2 separate regions of the Mus musculus genome follow, and region 1 is linked to region 2. The links are chromatin loops, found by intact Hi-C in ENCODE. Cell type or tissue: gastrocnemius. All regions are shown on one strand.

Region 1 (8,000 bases), 300 kb before region 2:
GTATGACAGGGTAATATTTTAAGGACACACACACTTTTCCTGTCTTCTCCATTTGTAGGTAGTGATCCAACCGTACTTATTGACTTGAAGCGGGTGTGTGGTAAGGCATAGTTGACCATATTTACGGCTGTTTTCATTCATTTTACGAATAGAATTGTTTTATAAAGGAAATTTGTGCTGTCACCACAGATGGTAAACATCAAAGACAGGAATTTAATCTTTAAGTCAGATGTTATTCAGAGAGCTAGTTATCTGAGAAAGAAGCGGATTAACATTCTAACACCCCGTCTTTTTATCTCATCTCCAGCCAAGAAAACCTTATAAAGAGCAAACAAAGGCAATTATTCCAAAGTTTAATACTGCCTCTGGTCAAGGGTCAGCCTTACTCCTGAGATTATACTGGTTTGTGTCTCCGTATGTCTCCTGCACTTCTTCCTGTTATTGCTCTGTGCAGCTGGGTTTGCACCGTCCCAGGCTGCCGAGACCTTCATTGTTCCTGGAGAGACACTTGGGACAAACAAACGATTAGCAGTGTGTATGTGTTGAGCTATTTGCAGAATGCATTGCAGGTTTCTTTACGACAGTACGAAGCACAAGTGTATGCTTGCAGAATATTAAGGAGCCCCATCTGCCTCTCCTGTCTGCAGTGAATTTTCCTGAATTGTCTTGAGTTTCCCATGATCTCTCTGTAAAGCCTACAACAACACTATGGAGTTCCTCTTTTCCTTTGTCTTCCCAGATGTAGCGACTACAACATATCCTACCTAGCATATCCTACCTAACATATCCTACCTAGCATATCCTCCTCTGCATCCTTTCTGTACTTTGTCTGTGTGTGTAATTACAAATATATCTCCTCTTCTACAAGCAAGCTGAGAGGTACAATATTTCATTCTGAGACGTGCTTGGCTCACGAGGATACTTTAAATGCTTTTCTTCATCGGAAGCCACCTTGTTCTTTGCGATGTTTTATAGAGTTCTCCAGTCTGTGGCGGTAGGTCCCATGTGACAGAGGAGAGCTATAAATGTGGCCCAAGGGAATAGTATAAACTTCCTTAAAACACTATGAGGTTCGTATGTGGTTTGTTTTGTGTGTAACTCAACTGTGCAGTTCTCTAGGATAAACTTTGTGGCCCAGTGTCAACAACACCTGAATGTTTCTTGTTGTATCCATCAGAGTAGGTTGAGCTATGATGCAATCCCTTTATCTCTTGCCTGAGGGGCTGTGATACTCAAGGACTGGACCACTGCGTGCTCTTAATTGCTCTGGCACAGCAATACTCTTAAGTTTATTTGGGAAGGAGTATCTGGATGTGATTGATTTTGAACCAGCAGAGTAAAGCAGAGGCCCTTCCCAGTATGGATGTGCCTCTACATCCAACCTGTTAAAGACTAACTGGGATAAACCTCAGTCTCTACCTGGCCATTGGGCACGGGATGTCAGTGTCTCCTTGCTGTGGCTCTAGCCTGTGCTCTGGCTGGAACTTATTATCGCTAGCTTTTGCACTAATCACTTTATCACCTGATAAGAAGCAATGTAAGGGGGAAATGGTATACTTTAGCTTACACTTTGATAGGACATTGTCATGGCAGGGAAGGCATGGTGGCTAGGGTGTGAGGGAGCCTGTCACTTTATGTCTGCAGCCAGGAAGCAGAGGGATAAATGACTGCCAGTGCTCAGTTCTAGTACTTTCCTTGTTGATTCAGTCTGAGACTCCAGTATACAGTATGGCTCCACCCACATTCAGGATGAGTCTTCCCTCTTCAGTTAAGTCTTTCTGGGAATATTTTCACAGACATATGAAGAGATCTGTTTCTATGATGATTCTAAGTTCAGACCAGTTGACATCAAGATTAACTACCATGGTTGTCCTGGGTCTCCAGGACCTTGCAGCATCCATCACGGTGTGAACTGATTTCTATCTTCTAATAAGTCTCTTTTCTTACCTCTCTTCTCTCCAACCTCCTCCCTCTTCTTTCACTGGAAAGTCTAAATCCATAGTGACCACTTTCTCCAGGAAGAAGAAGATGAGCTCCCCAAGCTGGAAATATAACTTCTCTTTTCCTTTCAGTGGTAATGGCAAGAACAAGGGGATAGAAACTGATCAGGCCGCTTTAGGGCAGGAACTTCAAAAACCACCAGTTACACTGTGGTCCTTGATTGGAAGGCAAAAGTGCCCTCGTTTGTTTTGGCCAGAGGCCAGAAATGCCAAAAATGTTTGGGCACTGCCCTCGTTTGCTTTTCTGATGCTGTGGTAAACACCATGACCCAAAACAATCTGATGAGATGTCTCAGTTAGGGCTTCCATTGCTGTGATAAAACATCATGACCAAAAGCCACTTGGTGAGAAAAGGGTTTCTTGCATTTTATACGTCCTGATCACGGTCCCTCGTGAAGGGAGTCGGGGCGAGAACTGATACCACGGCCATGGAAGGATGCCGCTTGCTGGCTCGCTCATCCTGCTTTCTTACAGGATCCAGCAGCACCCGCCCAGTGCTAGCACAGCCCTCGGTGAGATGAGTCCTCTCACATCAATCATCAGTCAAGAAAATGCCCCTCCCCAGGCTTGTGAACAGGTCAATCCGATCTAGGCATTTCCTTCTTCCCGAGTGACTATGAACTGTGTCAGGTTGTGAACTGAAGTTTCAGGGGCTCTATGTTGTTGTTAGTTTTTTGTTTGTTTGTGTTTAAGAGTCATGTATTTTTATTTTACATGTATGGGTGCTTTTGACTTCATATATGTTTGTGCACTGTGTGTGCAGTAATCACAGAGACCAGAAGGATATTGGATCCTCCGAAGCTAATTACAAATGGTTGTTAACTGCCAAGTGAAATGGTTTTCTCCCTAATCTGCGACCCTTAAATCCAGTTCCTTGTGTTGTGGTGACCCCCAGCCATGCCTGAGCTGCAGAGTATTTGATATAAGTAACCAATAAGATTACAAAGATATCTAAGCTGGGCAGTGGTGGCACACACCTTTAATCCCAGCATTTGGGAGGCAGAGACAGGCGGATTTCTGAGTTCAAGGTCAGCCTGGTCTACAGAGTGAGTTCCAGGGCAGCCAGGGGTACAGAAAGAAACCATGTCTCAAAACAAAACAAAACAAAACAAAACAAAACAAAACAAAACAAAACAAAACAAAAACAAAAACAAAAACCCAAAGATATCTAACATTTTCTGTCTGCCAGAGTTGTTTTCTTATTATTTTATTTTTATGTACATGGGTGTTTGGCTTTCGCACGGCTATGCCAACATGTGCATGCAGTGCCTACAGAGTCCAGTAGAGGGCACCAAATCCCTTGAAACTAGAGTTAAAGATGGTTGCCAGCCACCCTGTGAGTGCTGAAGTTGCAGCCTGTCTTCTAAAAGAACAGTTTTGTGCTCTCAACTGTGGTGCCATCTCTCCAGCCCCCAATAGTTTTTTTTAAAGCCTTTAAAAAAAAGGCCTAAATAGTGAATTTAGCTTGAAATATAATCCCTTAATAAGAGAATCATGTTGACATTTCCTAGGTATGCTTGAAATTCATTACTTGAGTGTTTTATTCTGTCCAGCCAGGCCTTCCAGTTGTCCTCACTTATTAAAAGCTTTATGGCAAACACAAGTCAAGTGAAATCACATCTTGGAAGCACTTAATTACTTAGTTTATCTTTTCTTTTCCTGATCTCCATAGTGGCCACCAGTTCATTGAGACCATTGTAACATTTGACTAGATTAGATACAACTAAACTTCTGAATATTTCATTATAAAATCGCTACATTACCTTGGCTATTCTGGAACTCACTATATAGACCAGACTGGCCTCAGAATCACCTGCTTCTGCTGGGATTAAAAGTGTTTGTCTCCACACTTGGCCCCATATCAAAAGTTTTAAAGTTCTCCAAATAGTAACAACACCCACACAAGAATGCCATCCCAGTTCCTTCCCAAGTTCCATTCTGTTAGGCGTTCCTGCCATCCTGGGGGGGGGCACCAGCCTAGTCTGCAAGCCTTTGAACGAGGGGGCTACCCTCAGCTCGACTTCATGTTCTCCTGGAACACTGTTGACAGCAGACCACGGGTTCCTGACTGTAGTAAAATCTCTACCAATAGGACATTATAGCTAACAACACAGGAATGTCAGCCTGAGCCTTGTGTGTTAGCAGGCAGCTTCCTTTTGTCTCCATGCTTCTTAGGGACAATGACCTGGTGGGGTGACTGCAGCTGTCTATACAGGAGAAATTCTGTTGGGCTACGGGAGCCCTGGGAGTTTACCAATCTCTTCATTCTTCTGCCATTCTGATACTGCATGCCAATGGAACTGCAACAGTGCCTGAGCAAGGCACGCTGTCTAGATATACCATCTATCATACACAGTGCCTTCCTTGCTGCAAAAGGTTCCTTTTATGCTATCGGTAGGCCATGAAGATTGCTATATACATGCTCTCAGAACACGTTATGAAGACAGCCAGTTCGGTTGACTATCCCTGAGGTCGTCTCAGTGCAAAAGCAAGCAGAAATACATTTTTGTTAGTTTTCTTTGGTCTTGCTTTTATCTTTTTGTTTGTTTACCTTGTTACTCAAAGCAAATGAACAGAGTGACACCAAGCCTAGGCAAGCAGATGTGTGCTTTGTTACCAGCTTGGCGTCAATAGTCTTGATTCTGATGCCAAATTCAGGAAAGCACTTTGTGACATAAGGTGTTCTTACCCATCCTTTCTCCTGCAGGTTTTAGTCTTACACTCTGCTCCTCTCCAGGGGGGTGACAGAAGAGCCACAAAATCCACAGCCACACAGAATAAAAAACATGGAAGCTTTTCAGAGGGCTGGCTTATGAGCCATGTGACATAGATAGGAAATTGTGTGTGTATGTGTGTGTGTGTTAGTAAGAGAGGAACAAGAGAAATGAAAAACTGAAGGGTTATTTGTGTCGGTCAAAGGAGGGAGTGGCCAAACACCCAGTGCATCCTGAGGACAGAAGAAAAGAAGACTTGGCTGGGACAGAGAGAGTGAGGTCAAGTTCTTTTTTTTTTTTAAAGATTTATTTTATTAATATATGTAAGTACACTGTAGCTGTCTTCAGACACTCCAGAAGAGGGAGTCAGATCTTGTTGCGGATGGTTGTGAGCCACCATGTGGTTGCTGGGATTTGAACTCTGGACCTTCGGAAGAGCAGTCAGGTGCTCTTACCCACTGAGCCATCTCACCAGCCCGAGGTCAAGTTCTTAGGCCCACACTGAGAAGTTCCCTGCAGTGATGAGTCAATGCACGAAACAAATGATTGACTCTGGGAAATTAGGATGTTTAGAGCACTGGATGTTTTATGCCAAGAGATTATAGATGGATAGAAACCAGTGCTAACGATGGTAAGAAATAAATATATGGGAATAAATGTATGGGAACATACAGACCTTCCCACAGACACTATACACACACAGATCACACACACAGCAGAGACCCTCCACAGACACTATACACACTGCTCACACATAGCAGAGACCCTCCAATACACTATACAATACACAGGTCACAACAGCAGAGAGCCTCCACAGACACTATGCACACACTGATTCTCCCCAGATATGGTACGAACCACTGATCAAACAGACTACACCTCATAAATACTGTGCCACACTCATAGATCACACCACATATATACTCCCTCACAGACAACACACACACACCATATAGATGATTCCCCACCAATACCACAGCACACATAAGGGTCATGCACACCACCAAGACTCCCATACATATATGCCATACCACACATACCACAGAGATGTCCCCCCAGGTAGAGTATTGCCCCATGATCATAGATACCCCTCCACAGATACTACATGCTGATCACACACACCATATCACAAAGACAACCCCCAGACACCACACTACACTACACTCTGATCACAAAGACATCCCCTGGATGCCACCCAACACTTGCTGATCACACATATAACAAAGATACTTCTTATTGACACCACTCAGTATGCACTATTCCCACACAACACAAAGATACCCCCTATAGACCCTATACCACATACATTGGTCATCCGTGAAGATAATCCCTGCTCCCATGCTGATCACAAACATCACAAACATATATGCCCCCCACAGACACCAAGCCACACAGGCTGTCACACACACCACAAAGACCTTCACTCAGAGATCCATGACATACATCACACCACACACATGTATCACAGGGATGCCCCTCCACAGATATGGTGTGACCCCCTGATTGATTAAGGCTCTGACAAATATTCCTCCCTCCACAGAGATGGTACAGCCCATTAATAACACACATTATAAATATACTCTACAGAGATACAGTACTAGGCACTGATCATACACAGCCCAAAGAGACACACACAGAGTTACTACACTATACATACTAATCTCACACATCACATACCAGAGAGACCTCCACATACACAGGGACTGTACTACTACTGATTACACATACACACACACCCCACCACCACCACCACTACCACCACATAACAACCCTTACATACAAACAACCATACTATGAGCACACACATCACTCAGCATATAGACACTACCAAAATACCATACCACACACAGGTCACACATACCATATGCCACAGAGTCAAAACACACAAATATCGTACTAGTTATTGATCGTCTATACTGACCACACAGATATTCCTTAGATACCACACTGTATACACTGATCATACAAATCCATATGCTATCCAGACACCCCTCCCAGATACCACACTACACACACTAATAACATTTCCCCTAGATACTATGCCATGCACATTGATCATACACACCACAGCTATACCCCCAGATACTATACTTTATACACTTCTGCACCCCCATATCCTAAAGAGACACTCCCACAGACACTATACTATACAAAATGATTATACACATCACAGACTATCCTGCATAGTTATATGTCAACTTGACACAAGCTGGAGTCACTGGTAAGTACTGAACCTTGATTAAGAAAACAAACACCTGCATAAGATGGGGCTATAGGCAAGTCTATAGGGCATTTTCTTAATTAGTGATTGATGGGGGAGGGCTCAGTTTATTGTGGGTGAGATCATCCCTGGTCTTGGGTTCTAAAAGAAATCAGACTAAGTAAGCCATAAGGAACGAACCAGTAAGTAGCAGTCCTCCATGGCCTCTGGATCAGCTCCTGTCTCCAGGTTCCTGCCCTGTCTGTGTTTCTGTTCTGACTTCCTTCAGAAATGAACAGTGATGTGGAAGTGTAAGCTAAATAAACCCGTTCCTCCCCAACTTGCTTTTGACCATGGTGTTTCATCATAGCAATAGTAGCCCTAAGGCAAGTTGGTATCAGGAGTGGGGTTTTGTTTTGACAGACTTGAGTGTGTTATTTTGGGGAGGATTATGGGCTTTGGAAATTTGATAGAAAAGGCACGAGTGTTGAGAACTTAGTGAGCTGTTCTATAGGAGCTTGGAAGATGAGACTCTTGAGAGCAATGCAGATGATGGAGGCCTGGCTTGTCAAGCTTCAAAGGGGGAGTTTAAAGGTTCCAATGGGGCCATTTTGTTATTTTGAATTAAGATTCTGTGGTTCTGGTTAGCTGGGGCTGAAGAATCCTCTGTGATTAACAAGGTCCCAGAACTACTGATGGAAAACCTTGCACTTAGCTGGGATACACGATCTTGGTTAGCTGGAGGTGAGAAATTAGCGGTGATTAAGAACCAGCACTGATGAGGTGAAATCTTCTGGAGTGTAGGAAGCTGGCACCTAAAAGATGGCGCCAGTCTCTGTAAACAATGCGACTGCGCAGGCGCTAGCCTGAATTTGGCGCCAACCCCTCCCGAGCGGGTGCATGCAAATTAAGGTGCCGGCAGACTGACCAATCCCAGGAGGACACATAGCCCTCCCCAGTGCTGGGGTGTATATAAGCAGTCCTCCCTGGGTGCCCGGGGTTCCCGTAGCATTGAGGCGTTCCTGCAATAAAGCTGTTGAGAAGAATCTGACCGCGTTGCGTTTTCCTTGCCGGACGAGGTGGGCA
Region 2 (8,000 bases):
AGACTGAGAGGCAGGAGGGCACCAGGACAGACTCCAGGCAGGAGGAAATGGAACCACACCTTCTGCATTGTTCATCATCCCCTGTGGAGCATCAGGTATTCATTCTGCCTGCACCGGCTGTGCTCTGGAATTGTGTTCATGGCATCTATGGGACTTCGTGGGTCTCTGTGTCCAAAGGCAGGCAGAGCAGCTAAGGGAACCCTATCAGGGCTACCAAGAGTAGCAACTAACAGTCTTGCATGTGGATTTGACAAAAAGCCAGGAGAACAGAGCAGGGTTTCAGGACGAGCTGCAGCCCGAGGTGAGAGCATCCTTCCTGAGGTGGAGACCAGGGAGATCCTCTCAAAGCCAAAACAGAAGTTCCATCAAAAGGCAGAGGCCTTGGAGCTGCAGCTGCTTCTGCTGGTGCCACCTGCCCTTGGAGTCACCACCAGGACCATCTCCTTCCCTGACCCTAGACATAGCTGCCTCCAGTGTTCCAGAGAGGAGAGAGTCAGTTCCAAGCCAGACTTTATCCCAAAAGGCCTTATGTCCCCTGATTAGGGGGTCCCTGTGGCTCCAGCAGATGAAGGTCCAGTTCCCTTTTGGGAAGCCCCACTAGCACCACCTGGGGATGTCACACTGAGAAACCAGACCCGTTCCCCAACATTGCAATGACCCACTGTAGCAGCCCTTCTCCAGAGCCTAAAGGACCCAAGCAGTTCAGCAGTTCCAGCCCCAGCTTCGTCTCTAGGCAACCAGAGGAAACTGAGGTACAGAGAAAAGGGGTGGGGTGAGACAGCAATACAGTGACCTCTCTGAGTCTGGAGCACCAGTGATCCCTGGAAAACAGAAACTACACTTTAAGGTCCCAGACACTGGGGGTTCCCACGCCTTCTTCCAGCTCTGTATGCTGTCAGTCCCCACTTCACAAATGTGGACCCCCGATGGTCACAAGACTCCCAAGTGCTGCTCACACATGGTCACAATGTTGGGTCAGTCCTAGGACTCTGGCAGCTCTTTCTATCCGAGATGGTCAGAGGTAGACATTCATGTCCTCCCCAAAGTGTCATTTTGCTTGGCAAGGCCTTGTACTTCGTGTCAGTATGGCTCATTAGACAGAGGTCTCCTGGGGGACATACCTGAGGACCTGTGACTTCAAAATAAATGATTTCATCCCATACAGCAGGCCCACAGGTCAAAGAGACTCAATTCAACATTTACTCAGCACAGCTCTGGGCATCTCATGACTGCCTCTGCTGGTGCTGTAAGACAAGCCACCTACCAGCCAGGCTGCAGGCCCGCCAGGCAGATGAGCAGGCATCGCTCCACTTAGAAAGGTCTGTCTAGACCTGGGATCTCAGTCTCCCCACAGGAGACACTGGGCAGCAGTTACAGATGATGCATTTGTCACGACGAGGGGTCTCGACAGGACATAGCTAACTAAAACACAAGCCAGGAGGCTCTCAAACCCCACAAGTCCACAATGGCAGGTCCAAGTCAGTACAGTACACTGGACAACTGGGGCCATCTTACCCACGGCCAGCAGAGCTTCACGGGACATGAACAAGCCAAAGCCAAGAATGGGAATAGGAGAGGCAAAGCCCTATTCAAACAGGATCTCGCAGACCACCTCCCCTGAGGTTCGCAGGGCCCGCAGCACTGGGCACATGAGCCCTATGGGATCGACACCTTTGTTGGCAAGTACCTGGCTCCATGTAGAACACTCACTGGTGTACAAGTATTCAGAACCCAGGCATCTGTTGGCGTCTTAAGTCCCCCGTACCAGTATGATAGCTAAAGTAATCAGCTTCTGAAATAACTCTCTCATGAGCCGTGAACAGCAATGAGCCTCGAAAATGGCGTGACCCAGCCCGTAAGGGTCCCCTTCCTTCCCCATTACTAACTATATCAAAGTCCACCCATCTCTACCTGCAGCCCTACCCTGCCTACCTGGAAGCCCACAGAAACAACACCAACGTCACAGCACACCTACCTGTAGCGGCAGAGGGTAGGAGGAACAGGTTGGCACACCCATAGACGGAGGACACAGGCCGGTGTAGGCGAGAATCTGCTGTGCAGGGTTATAGAGAATCTGAGGTGGCGGTGACGGGCCATAGGCCAGCTGAGACAGAGGGACCTGTGGAGAGAGACAGGGGCATGACCACCTAACCCTCACAGCCACTCGAGGGAGTATTCAGCCCTGCACCTGGCCTCCTGAGGAACCCTGACCCAAGCCACGAAGAGTAGGCCTGTCTTCTCTTCATGACCTCACAGAAAGGCCCAGCATCCTCTGCACATGGGCTCTAGACTGGAGTCACCACCTGGAGCTGCCACCTGAAGAGGCAGCCTGATAGAGCCCAGGGACCAGACTGAGGGAATTCGGGAGGTGCCAAGACATCCCCTAGCAACAAGAAACCTGAGAAGGAAGAGTTGAGCAGTGGTTCTAGGGTGGTAGTGAACAGAGCAACCAAGGGCCAATGCCCCTGGGACCACAGGACAAGCAAAACAAGAATGGCCCAGGCAGTGGTTTACAGCCCTGTGGACTTGGAAGGAACCCTAAAGGGTTTCCCATGGGCCCTGAGAGGACAAAGGGGAGGCTCTACCAGTGATGTAAGGCTAGGGCTCAAGGGCAGATCCAATAGGGCTGGCTCAGAGAGAAGGAGGTAGGGGTAGATTTCGGGTTTCTCATTCAGCTTGTTAAAATGGGGTCCAAGCCCTACTCAGAACCACCCCAACCAGGCAGCCATGAACCCCACAGTGACAGAGTGACATTTTTCTCTTAGATGGCAACAAGGTCTTCCTGCCTAAGTGGGTGGGAGAAGATTCACCCAGCGGGTTGTCAGGTGCTGTATCCAGAACCAGTGATTGGTGGTCCTAGTTGCCACCTGACGTGCAGGTGACTTGGGAGTTTGGATCCTCCTTCATTGAGGGAACCACTGGGCTCTCCTGAAGGGGAAGGCCCTGAACTCTGGGCTAGGGCTGACCGGCTGGAAACACACAGAAGCCATCACTCACCATGTCCTTGAAGGCCCCTAGGACTGCAGCTGTGACAATGCCCAGGCACAGGCCCAATACGTTCAGCACTGTGGATACCCAGAGCAGCCGGTACAGGTGGACCACGTCCTGGCAGCTACGCACGCCCACAAACTCATAGTAGGCAGGCGAGGGCTCAGTGCTGTAGGAGGGAGAATAGTTACTGCCCTCATTGCTAGACCATGGCCAGGTGACAGGACAAACCCTGGGGTTCCCAGTACCCGAGGCCACTGGCTCTAATAGTGCTGGTCTCCTCTTACACAGGTGAAAATGTCAGTTAGACAAGTTAGAGACCTCTGCTTCTCTATGGACTGGCCAGGGAAGCTCCACCAGACCTCACAGTGAGGCATCAGATGGGCACAGGATGTCCCAAATTACTAGCTCTGGGCCTCTAATGGCCAACTGGGACAGTGGCTGAGTTACCCTCCATGCCAGAATAGTAACCAAGCATTTTTTGTGTTTTCAGTTCTCCACGTGTATCCCAAGCTGTAGGTGGTTCTCTGCTCTGAGAGGAATAGCCCACAGCTGGAATGTGCTGGCTGCCACCTGGTGGCCAACTGTGGTCCTCCCTGGACCTTCAGGTACTTCCATACACTGGGCACCCTTGGATGGAAACCCAACCACTCCGAGGACCCACCCATCATTGTGATGCTGAAACAAGATCCAGAGGGAAGAAGCAGGAAATGCAAGTGGGTACAGGAAGGAAGAAATGGGGCCCCTCTAGCTCACAGACAGATGTCCTGTGCAGGGTCTTTCTTGTGCTCATGCACATGCATGTGTGTGTTTACATGTTGGGCATGTTTACATGTGTGTGTACACAGACTCCTAATGCAGCCTTACCTCCCACAGGCGTAGAGGTCGCAGCAGTAGCACGTGTTGCTCCTCACCTTCAACTGGCATCGACCATTCAAAGAGTAGCAGGTGACCTGGGGTAGAGTGACAGCCAGGCTCATACCTTATCCTACACAGGCAATCGGCAGCCTGTGTCCAAGACCTTCTCCTGCCCAGGAGCAGAGCTTCATTGCCAGGACCTTCACTGACCCGTGATAGGGTGGGACAGGGTGGGACTGGGTGGGTGAGGCAGAGCAAGACTAGGCAGGGCAGGACAACATGAGACTGGACAGGACTAGGCAGAGCAGAGCAGAACTGAGCAGGGCAGGGCTGGCAGAATCTCACCCCATCCCCCACAATATACAACAGCTCTTTTCTGGACTGCCCAGCCCTTCTGCCAGTCTGAAGACCCCAGAACATATCGATAAGAGAATCTGTGACCCATTTGCCTTCCTGATTCCTGCCTCGCCCTGGCCTGGGCAGTTGGTGTGAGCAGCCTTGTTCAGCTGAGCCAACAAATCTCCACAGCACTGGTGCAGAGCATCTGCCCACTGAACCACACTGCCAGTGCCCACCTGGGCCGGTCTCACGGGTCAGCTGCTGTGTGTGTGCTTGCTCTTCCTGGCATCTCACTCAAGAGTGAGGTCATACTTCAGCTGCCCCGGCCCAGAGAGCCAGAGAATCCCTTGAACACTGCACATGTGTTACCCCAGTGTTTCATGGCAGTGATTAAGTTAGTGAAAATGCTAATGGGAATGCTAATTAGCCAAGAAGGGCTGGGGAGATGAATCGTAACACTGTGCTAACACTGTGTCAAAGAGGAAGGCATGCAGCTGTGATCCCAGAGAGAACCCCAAGCATTGAACTCTCAAGGTCAGCTCCTGGCTCTCAATGCCTTCATATGCATACAGCAGAAGGTCTGTGTGAATTAATACAGCCATTTTAACTAGACACAGAAGGGGGATGCGCAAGGCATGCTCACCTCTGTCTGATAGACGTCATACAAGTACCCAGCCCCACTGGAGTAAAACTGGCATCTTCCCGCACTGAGAGGCCTTGGCTCCTAAAGAAATAAATGTAGATCGGTCAGACTGGTCATCCCCAACCAGGAATGGCCATTTCAGACTTGCCTTCCATGGACTGGGGCAGAACTGAGGCCACACGAGTTACTGCTTGCCATAGCAATTGTGTGTGGAGTCCACAGGGGAAAGGATTACAGACACCCTCCACCTGTCTGCTGGGCAGACATGGGCACAAGGACAAGGGCTTGGTGATGAATGGGCCAAGGGGTGTTCTACACCTCGCCAGGGGCACCAGGCTTCTGTCTTTCTAAAAGTAAAGCGAATTTCTCTTTCTAGGAAGGGACAAGGAAGATTTGGACTGATTCATTCATCCATCCTAAGTACCCATGTATTCATCCAATCACTCAGTCATCTATGCATCATCATCCATCATCCATGCATCTAGCCATTCAATCACCTATGTATCTGATCACTCAAACACCTATGCATCCAGCCATTCAATCAGCCATGCATCCAGTCACCAATCACCTATGCATCTAGTTACTCAACTCACCTATGCATCCAATCACTCAATCACCTATGCATCCGGTCATTCACCAATCACCTCTGCATCTGGTCACTCAATCACTTATGCATCCAGCCATCCAATCATCCCTGCATCCTTCCATCTGCCATGCGCCACCACTTGACATAAGCTCATCAATGTCTTATCTCACCATGTTCCCACCCCTGTGTTTCCAACAGTCATGGAACTGACTAGTGTTGAACCATGAGGAAGCCAAGGTAAGCCAGAGCTGTAGGTGAGTGAAGAGGGCAGATTAATGAGCAGGCAGTTGCTAAGGCAGCAGAGAGACAGCGGGTTCTGGGACTTGTAGAGTGTCATAAAGCCATACAATCTGTAAATGCACCTTTGGGGTCTTTACTATGCATCAGTGACATTTCTCAAAGCACTACTTCTGACCTAAGAGGAGTCTAGAAACCACCAGTAATGCTGGCAGCAAAGACAGGCATGAGAACCAGACAGCATAGAGCACAGCACCTGTGTGCCAGGCTTGGCGTGGATGGGTCAGTGGGAGGCGCTGGCCCCAGGTAGTACATGACGGGAACAGGTGGGATAGCGGCACAGAGCAGGAGGCTATAGTGGAGCTGAGAGCTGGCTCACACACTCTGAGGATGCTTCAGGGATGCCAGAATTACTTGGCCTCCATCACAAAATGGCAAGACACGGATCTTTCCCCCAGGGGACTTTTCAGGGAGAGATGATGGTGTGAAGTGGGAGTCTTCACACCATCCTCCTGCAGGATGGCAGCTTGGTGTGCATCTGCATGGTACCAACTCTCAATGACACTGGTCACTCTTCAGAGGCCCAAGACTGACCCATCAAGCTGCATAAGCAGGTGCACAGGGATGGGTATAAGTGGTGGGCATTGATAGATGGGCATACTCAGATGGATAAAGACAGATCGGTCTCCTAGGCTCTTCTCATCAATGAAGCCAGAAAGGATGAGTGATGTCCTCTCACACCTGTGGCTGCAGACAGGTGAATATGTGCCTGGAGTCAGAAGTTTTTAGAAGGTGACTTCTCTCAGCCAAGTGCTGAAGAGCTGCAAGGTTATACACTACCCAGGGACAGAATCTCAAGGCAAGGTTGGTACATACCTTGGGGAGCACTATAGTCTATATGCAGATGGCCAGATGCCTAAACACCCAGCTGTAGGTACTGGGGGAGCTACACATGCTTGTACACTCACTCATACACTGTGTTCATACATGCAAATACACATGCAAAGAATTCCCACCAGGTTATAATGGTGCATATAAAGTCACTCCACTATGTTATAATAGTGTTCCTCATGCCTCATGAGCACACCATGCCATAGCATGCTACATTCATCTCCTGTGTCACGGGACATCACACCACACCACACCATAGCATAGTACATATCATTCAGATCACATTGTACATTTGTCCCACTACACATCACAACATGTCATATCACATCACGTCCTCTGACATCACTGTGCATGTATTCTCTTCCAGCCACTGTATCACAGTGCACACATGTTCTACTGGGCCTTTTATATCATGCCATATCACGTCACAGCACGTGTCACAGCATAGTCTGTCACGTGACACCCTGGATGTACTTGTTTCTGAATTGTTTCCATCTCCTTCCCTAGGCCAGAACCCTGGCTGTTTCATCATTTGTCTGTGGCACCAGGGGGCCTGCCTGACCCTGCAGCAGTTAAACAGGTGAGTAAGCATGACTGTTCACTGTGGGGGCAAAGTTCAGATTGGCTACCAATGAAATGCAAACACGAGCAGTGTCATCTTCGTCTCCTCCTCCTCCTCCTTTTCATAACTACCTCACTAGTAGGACTGTCTATATCCTCTTAAAGTCCTTTTATAGATAAGGAGGTTTCTATTTTTTATATAAGTAGCCCCACATTAAGTAACAATCTTTGAAGAGAGACCATGAAACTGTGCACATACACAAGAGCAGAGTCTGAGATTTCATGGTGTGTTAAGTGTGAAGAGAGGCTGAGGACAGCCCCTGGACACAGAGCTCTGGAACTGTGGAGCGGGAACAAGGGTTCCCTAGTGCTGGGGTGAGGGTGGGTACTAAAATGATAAAGGATGCTTGCATCGGTTATGTGATATGTATGTTTCTAGCTGCTATGTGTTTGTGTCTGTTGTGTATGGTGTGTGTTGTTGTGCCTGCTAAGTGTGATATGTTTGTACTTACTGTGTGTGGCTGTGTATGTTTCTATCTGCTGTTTATGGTATGTGTGTGTCTGCTGTGTGTGTCTTGTGTGTTTGTGCCTGCTGTGTAAGGTGGGTGTATCTGCTGTGTATGGTTGTATTTGTGTCTTCTGTGTGTGGTACGTGTGCTTGCCGTGCATGTGTGGCCGGTGGGAGGCAGAGGATTCGGGTTGCTGGGGCCAGACTCAACAAGAGGACAGCAATGGCAGCTCACCTGGAGCCTGTGTGAAGATGTCAGAGCCCAGCTGTGTGACTGAGATGTTTTTCACATGGACACGGAGCACTAGGGACAGACTGTGGGCCATTCAAAGGCAGTACTCACAATGTGCCGCGCTGCGAACACGCTGTCGACTATGGCACAGCAGAAC

The links. Peaks named below come from ENCODE experiments on the same cell type or tissue, not always from the same donor. Only the 100,000 strongest peaks of a DNase experiment are listed, where the experiment ranks them.
Region 1: it touches region 2 in a loop (6-fold over the local background); 16 of 42 quality-filtered maps call a loop at or near these places.

What each region holds. Positions count from the first base shown.
Region 1 is chr8:13,749,162-13,757,161 of GRCm38, reverse strand. The region is part of intron 1 of Gm46032 (a long non-coding RNA gene); the gene reads left to right. Among named protein-coding and RNA genes, the nearest start is that of Cdc16, 4.5 kb to the left of the region's middle. In gastrocnemius, a CTCF peak has its summit at 3,280 (motif pointing right); DNase peaks (open chromatin) are centred at 3,284 and 3,973; H3K4me3 peaks cover 222 bases; H3K27ac peaks cover 102 bases.
Region 2 is chr8:13,451,070-13,459,069 of GRCm38, reverse strand. Tmem255b (transmembrane protein 255B) reads right to left here. Exons shown (of 9, transcript NM_001143671.1): 4 at 7,955-8,000; 5 at 4,829-4,909; 6 at 3,856-3,941; 7 at 2,998-3,157; 8 at 1,976-2,119. Among named protein-coding and RNA genes, the nearest start is that of Tmem255b, 20 kb to the right of the region's middle. In gastrocnemius, a CTCF peak has its summit at 3,567 (motif pointing left); DNase peaks (open chromatin) are centred at 3,561 and 4,403; H3K27ac peaks cover 391 bases.